Regions from separate parts of the Homo sapiens genome. Here region 2 is linked to region 1. The links are chromatin contacts, found by Hi-C or POLR2A ChIA-PET in ENCODE. All regions are on one chromosome and are shown on one strand. The core of a region is the stretch at or near the end of the contact, and the rest is flanking DNA. Distances in the headings are between cores, read along the strand shown. Region 1 overlaps TMEM236 (transmembrane protein 236). Region 2 overlaps MRC1 (mannose receptor C-type 1).

The links. A loop is a pair of places that touch in the nucleus more often than their neighbours do. ChIA-PET counts read pairs that join two places held with the same protein, here RNA polymerase II (POLR2A). Pooled maps may share reads with other maps.
Region 2: a loop to region 1 is called in a pooled map, with 2.1 times the contacts of the local background. The contact joins two enhancer-like sites. A Hi-C loop is called at or near these places in 1 of 168 maps with a recorded cell type or tissue (endothelial cell of umbilical vein) and 2 of 50 pooled maps. POLR2A ChIA-PET finds 5 or more read pairs at or near these places in 4 of 52 experiments (AG04449, OCI-LY7, activated B cell and 1 more).

The regions. Positions count from the first base shown.
Region 1 is chr10:17,754,819-17,758,464 of GRCh38, forward strand. The region is part of intron 1 of TMEM236 (transmembrane protein 236); the gene reads left to right. Among named protein-coding and RNA genes, the nearest start is that of TMEM236, 4.4 kb to the left of the region's middle. Within about 2 kb of position 2,158, at least 3 of the 41 ENCODE cell types and tissues checked have a DNase peak (open chromatin) inside an H3K27ac peak, as active enhancers do.
Region 2 is chr10:17,852,570-17,856,296 of GRCh38, forward strand. MRC1 (mannose receptor C-type 1) reads left to right here. Exons shown (of 30, transcript NM_002438.4): 8 at 398-555; 9 at 3,673-3,727. Among named protein-coding and RNA genes, the nearest start is that of MIR511, 9.3 kb to the left of the region's middle. Within about 2 kb of position 1,927, at least 2 of the 41 ENCODE cell types and tissues checked have a DNase peak (open chromatin) inside an H3K27ac peak, as active enhancers do.

The DNA.
Region 1 (3,646 bases), core at 908-3,407:
AATGTATTTTTCCTTTTAGATCTTCAGATCTGATTCTTACTCATCTTGGACTTCTCTCTTTTCTTTAATAAGTTAATATAAGCTAATTTTTCTTTCATACTGATGTTTTATTTATTTATTTATTTATTTATTTATTTGAGACAGAGTTTCACTCTTATTGTCCAGGCTGGAGTGCAGTGGCACGATCTCAGCTCACTGCAACTTCCGCCTCCTGGGTTCAAGCAATTATCCTGCCTCAGCCTCCTGAGTTGCTGGGATTACAGGGTCCTGCCACCACTCCCGGCTAATGTTTTTTTTTTTTTTTGTATTTTTAATAGAGACAGGGTTTCTTCATGTTGGCCATGCTGGTCTTGAATTCCTGACCTCAGGTGATCTGCCTGCCTCGGCCTCCCAAAGTGCTGGGATTATAGGCATAAGCCACTGCTCCCGGCCGATGTTTTATTTTGAAAGCGAATGACATAGAACACATGTGAAAAGTGAGGCACTGGGAATTTGCACATCCACGCAAGGGCAGAAATGTAAAAATAATAGACTCTGCAATAGAGCTAGAAATACCATTGCTGAGGTTGGGAGGATGCTGATGGAGAGCTGACATGTGAAGTTCATGGTGCTGTCTTTAGGTACCGATCCCAGATGTGGCTACTTCTGCGAACCTTGCCAGGAGACTTTCATTTTCCCGAAAGCAGGGGTCTTAAGGGGTTTCTGGAAATAAAGCATTATGTTGTTGGCACTGCTTTTATCAGTAGGGTTTAGGGGCTTTCCAAACCTTGACCAGAGCCCCAGGGTCACCTAAGGGGTAGCTTGGAGCTGGGCTTGACCCTCCACCTCTCACACCCTGTAGGGGTGGCTTTGACTGTCCAAGATTCCTGGCTGGGTTGGAATTTTGAGGGAATGGTGGAAGGTTCAAATGACAACAGGAATAAACCAATGGGAAACTGGCCCACCACAGCCCAGGAAGAAGCTCTTGGGTTTTTTTGTATTTTGGTTTTTTGTTTTCACATTGACTCAAATCCCTAAGACTCTAGATTCTGAATGTCATTTAGGCAGCAAACCTTCCCATATAACTTACTGTTATTATTATTAGGCTATAATTGATTCTTTATAGATCACTGATTATGTGCCATGTAAGTACTGATATGAGGTGGTACAGAAACACGTACTTCATAGGCCAGGCACAGTGGCTTACACCTTTAATCCCAACACTTTGGGAGGCCAAGGTGGGAGGATTGATTGAAGCCCAGAGTTAGAGATCAGCCTGGGCAACATAGTGAGACCTCGTCTCTACAAAACATTACAAAATCAGCAGGATGTGGTGGTGCACGCCTGTAGTCCCAGCTATTCAAGAGGTTGGCTTGAGCCCAGGAGTTTGAGCCTGCAGTGATCTATGATTGTGCCACTGCACTCTAGCCTGGGTGACAGATGGAGACCCCCAACTCTGAAAAACAAAAAGACAGAGAAATATCTACTTCACCTCATAAAGTATTTTTTTTCTTTTTGAGATGGAGTCTAGCTCTGTTGCCCAGGCTGGAGTGCAGAGGAGCGATCTAGGCTCCCTGTACCTCTGCCTCCCAGGTTCACACGATTCTCTTGCCTCAGCCTCCTGAGTAGTGGGGATTACAGTTGTGCACGACCACACCCGACTAATTTTTGTATTTTTAGTAGAGATGGATTTTCCCCATGTTGGCCAGGCTGGTCTCGAACTCCTGACCTCAAGTGATCTGCCCGCCTCAGCCTCCCAAAGTGCTGGGATTACGGGCATGAACCACTGTGCCCAGCCTAAAGTAGAATTTTTATGAGTTTATCGTTATTATTGCCTAGAGAAAATTGCCGATTAGAGAGTTTCAGCAGCTCTCCCAAAGTCAGTGAACTAGACAGAGTGGAAGAGGCAGACTTTGGACCTAGGTCTACCTGACTCCATAATGGGTACTTCTAGCCACTGTCCCAAACTGCCTCTTTGAAGGACAAGGTCCCATTCTCCTGGGGCAATTGAGAGTTAAGGAACAGAGTAGGCTTTTGTTTCTGCCCCTTAGTGCATGTGGTATACCAGTCATCTCTGGTGTCTGTTCAGATTTCATGTTGTGCATCTGGCTCAGGTACCTCCCCTGTGCTAAAGTGTTTCGGGTTGTCATGACTACATCTCTCAGTGATTTCTTTTGGGAAATACACTTCCAGTCTTTAGTTTCTGTTTTGCCGGTGTTGCTGGCCACACGTGTTTTAAATAGTGTTTAGACAGTGGACAGGTTATCTGTAATTTCAGTGAAACTGAAACTGTTTCCTTCTGGCCACATTCGTGAGCATTATCATATAGTTATCTTTTACTGGCATAGAAGAGAAGCAGCCACTGAGCACTGTTCTAGGAGCTTTACACCTTCTGTACTGTTAAGTTTAAACTTTACAACAACTCAGCGAAGTGTACATGCTAAAGTTCTCATTTTATAGACAAAGAAACTGAAACTTGAAGTAATTAACTTTGTCAACTGATAAAGCTAGCAAGTGGAGCCAGGCATGGTAGCTCCTGCCTGTAATCCCAAGACTTTGAGAGGCTTAGGTGTGAGGATCGCTTGAGCACAGGAGTTCAAGACCAGCCTAGGCAACGTAGTGAGACCCTGTCTCTACAAAAAAATTAAAAAATTAGCCAGGCATGGTGGTACGTGACTGTAGTCTCAGCTGCTCTGGGAGCTAAAGGGGGACGATCACTTGAGCCCTGGAGATCAAGGCTGCAGTGTGTTGAGATCATGCCACTGCACTCTAGCCTGGGTCACACAGCAAAACCCTGTCTCAAAAAAAAAAAAAAAAGCTATGTAATGGGGGAGCTAGGATTTGTGAGCCTAGGTCTGTCTGATTCCATACAATTTCCTGTATCTCATACAATTTTCTTTTCCTTTATTTTTTCTGACTTTGAATGCCAGGTGTGTTTCAAGAAAAATGCAATGCTTTTTTTGTTTATTTGTTTTGTTTTGTGTTTTTTGAGATGAAGTCTTACTCTGTTGCCCAGGCTAGAATGCAGTGGCATGATATCCGCTCACTGCAACCTCCACCTCTGGGGTTTAAGCTATTGTCTCATCTCAGCCTCCTGAGTAGCTGGGATTACAGGTGTGCGCCACCACGCCTGGCTAATTTTTTTATTTTTAGTAGAGGCACAGTTTCACCATATTGGCCAGGCTAGTCTCCAACTCCTGACCTCAAGTGATCCGCCCACTTTGGTCTCCCAAAGTGCTGGGATTACAGGCGTAAGCCACCAGGTGCAGCCAGAAAAATGCAGTGCTTTTAATGTCATTAACATAATTTCACCCAGAGTGCATTTGGCTCTTATAATATATGGGGTAATATATAGGGTGTCATGTCTTGATTGCTACATGAAGATGATGCAAAAATAATTGCTACTAGACAAAGTAAGGATTGAGCATATGAATTATTTTTGAGGAATAGTCAAATAGTTGTTTATGTGAAATTTCATAGACCCTGAACATTCATGATTTGATGTTGATGAGGCTTATCTGAGAGCTTCCCTGAAGGTCCAGGCTGGTGTCATGAGCCCTGTGAGGCTGGTCTTCAGGAGAGAGTGAGTCATCAGTCAGTAAATGGTGTGCCCCAGGAATATATGTAAAGGAAAACTGGCCTGGATTCAAATCCTAGCCTTGACATT
Region 2 (3,727 bases), core at 677-3,176, 98 kb after region 1:
GCTACCATCAATAACATGAGTGCAGTTGGCATGGTAAATTATTTGCAACAATAAAAGCAGCTTCATAAGATAGAGCATAGTAATAGACCTACCTCAATTTTGTTTTTGTAACTGCCAGGAGATACAATCTACAATATTTCCACTAAAGAATACAGTCATATTCACAATGTAAAGGGTACACTACACAGCCTAAAACTAACAAGGTAAAATGTAGTTGGCATCTAAGTCGACAGCATGTAGGTCAGATGAGCACTCATGAGGACTATCTTTCATGATGGTGATCATATCAAGGGAGGTAGAGCCCTGTTGATAAAGCAGAGTGCCTTCCGTTCCTTTTACCCCCCGACCTTTGGAAAGCAACCCTTGTATATACCACTGTGTGTTTCTTCCTGTTTAGAGCCAAATGACGAATTGTGGATCGGCTTAAATGACATTAAGATTCAAATGTACTTTGAGTGGAGTGATGGGACCCCTGTAACGTTTACCAAATGGCTTCGTGGAGAACCAAGCCATGAAAACAACAGACAGGAGGATTGTGTGGTGATGAAAGGCAAGGTAAGGCCACTTGAATGACTGATATTTATAATGAAAGTCACGGGGGATTTTTCCTTCTGTCCCAGTCAGTTACATATGTTTGTTTAGATTGTTTTTATTCTACATAAATTGGCATGGATCAAAGGTGAACCAAAATTCAGATTTGATTTCTTGAATCCCTCTCAACTGTCTAGCAAAGTCAAATTTTCAAGAGGATCACTGAAGCAATGGACAGAAACTTTTGGGTCAAGGATGAAATTCGCCTGTAATGAATACTCATATTGTTTCTATGGCACTATATATGTACATGGCCATATATATAGTGCCATATTATAATGGTGTATATATATATCCACCAAAGCTCTCATCTGACCAATTAAGCCATATATATGATTATGCATGTATATATAAAAAGTTATTATAAGCCATATATATGATTACAAGAGATGTAAAAAGAGATATATATGTATGTGTGTGTGTGTGTGTGTGTGTGTGTGTATATATATATATATGTAAAAAGAGATTGTAGCCCCGTATATATGTGAGAGATATATATACACCAAGTAGATGCAGATCTACTTACAGCTACGGTGGATTAGGTCTGGAAGCTGTACTTGGGGAGCTACATTCATTTTTTTCAGTTTACATGGAGCTGTCATATGAAATGATTGCTTTTATGATTGAAATATGACCTCAGTGATTGAAAAATGTTATCAAATTTATCTTTTATTAATAGATGGTAAACACAGTGATTAAGAGGCTGAGTTTTGCTGTGTGACTGACTCCTTTATTTGCAAAATGGGAATAAGAGCTGTACTTAGCTCACCTGTGGATATGAGGTTTTTTTTTTTGTTGTTGTTGTTGTTTGTTTGTTTGTTTTTTAAGACAGAGTCTTGCTCTGTCACCCAGGCTGCAGTGCAGTGGTGCAATCTCAGCTCATTGCAGTCTTGACCTCCTGGGTTCAGGCCTCCCAAATAGCTGTGACTAAAGGTGCGTGCCACCACGCCTGGCTAATTTTTTGTATTTTTGGTACAGATGGAGTTTTGCCATGTTGCCCAAGCTAGTCTTGAACTCCTAAGCTCAAGCGATCTGCCTGCCTCAGCCTCCCAAAGTGTTGAGGTTACAGGCGTGAGCCACTGTGCCAGGCCCAGGATATGAGTATTAAATAATGCATGTGTGGTACACAGTTCCCAGCCCATATTTATTGTTCAATAATTTTTGTCATTGTGGTTGTTTATTTTTGTCACTGTGGCTGTTATTTTTGTCATTGTGGTTGTTTTTATTGTGATGGATTGAAAGTTTAAGAACATATTAGGTGTTAACTATCCAAAGAGTAGACAGAAGAAACCAGAAAGCAGCATGCTTGGAGGAGGTGAAAGGTCAGTGTGGTTGAAATCATGAAGTCAGAGCCGGAAGGGTGGGTAGGAACTGAGGTTCAAGAAACATGAGTTGTCTCGGAGGGGTAAAACCAAAGTGGCAATTTATAAATGTTACTCTGGCTAAAGGCTTACGTGTCAGATTGCACTGGGCTGAGACCAACTAGGATATGAGGAGTTAAAGACAGACAATACAGAAAACATTTTATTTATTTATTTATTTATTGAGACAGAGTTTTGCTCTTGCTGCCCAGGCTGGAGTGCAATGGCACAATCTTGGCTCAATGCAACCTCTGCCTCGAGAGTTCAAGCGATTCTCCTGCCTCAGCCTCCCGAGTAGCTGAGATTACAAGCGTGCACCACCACATCCAGCTAACTTTTTTGTATTATTAGTAGAGACAGGGTTTCACCATGTTGGCCCGGCTAGTCTTGAACTCCTGACCTCAGGTGATCCACCCGCCTTGGCCTCCCAAAGTGCTGGGATTATAGGCGTGAGCCGCCGCGCTTGGCCCAGAAAACATTTTTTTCAAGATGTTTAGCAGCGAAGGGAAGGAAAGGAGAGGTCCTTTTAACATGAAATCTCAAAGGAAAAGAGAGGGGATAGAATCTGAAATAAAGTGGAAGGTTGAGCCTCAGATCCAGGGGAGCACTCATCAGTAGAAATAGGAAGAAGGCAGAAAAGATGACTGTGGTTTCATGATGCTTTCAAGTTGGTGTGTTGGGTGCAGGAGATTTTTCTGGATGGCGTATATGAACTTGATTAATTTGAAGACAGAGCTGACTGCAGGGATTGATGAAGACGCTGCATGCGGCCGGGCCCAGTGGCTCACGCCTGTGATCCCAGCACTTTGGGAGGCCGAGGCAGGCGGATCATGAGGTCGGGAGATCGAGACCATCCTGGCTAACACGGTGAAACCCCGTCTCTACTAAAAATATAAAAAATTAGCAGGGCGTGGTGGCAGGCGCCTGTAGTCCCAGCTACTCAGGAGGCTGAGGCAGGAAAATGGTGTGAACCTGGGAGGTGGAGCTTGCAGTGAGCCAAGATCAGAGCCACTGCACTCCAGCCTGGGCAACAGAGCGAGACTCCGTCTCAAAAAAAAAAAAAAAAAAAAAAAAAAGAGGCTGCATGCAAACCTCTTGCGAGCACCGTCATCCAAGGACTTACAGACATTTTTAATTTCTCCCTGGATTCCTCTAAACAATGGCTTGGACATCTCAGATATAAAATCATATTGCGGCTCCAATCACTTTTTACATGTTTGTAGCTAGAGTCAAAATTACTGTTTACATATGAACATGTCAATTACCTTTCCTTTCAGTAGATGCCGTTTTCTCTCAATAACCTTGGATCTTAATTTTCCTCCTCTGAGGCACAGTTACAAGAAAATAACATCAAAGTCCAAAATTGGCCGGGCGCAGTGGCTCATGCCTGTAATCCCAGCACTTTGGGAGGCCAAGGTGGGTGGATCGCCTGAGGTCAGGAGTTCAAGACCAGCCTGGCCAACATGGTGAAACCCCATCTCTACTAAAAATACAAAAAATTAGCAGAGCTTGGTGGTGGGTTCCTGTAATCCTAGCTACTAGGGGGGCTGAGGCAGGAGAATCACTTGAACCTGGGAGGCAGAGGTTGCCATGAGCCAAGATCGCGCCACTGCACTCCAGCCTGGGGGACAGAGTGAGACACTGTCTCAAAAAAAAAAAAAAAAAAAAGGTCCCCAAACTGATAATCCTTTATTTTTTTCTCTCTCTCTGCTCCCTGCAGGATGGGTACTGGGCAGATCGGGGCTGTGAGTGGCCTCTTGGCTACATCTGCAAGA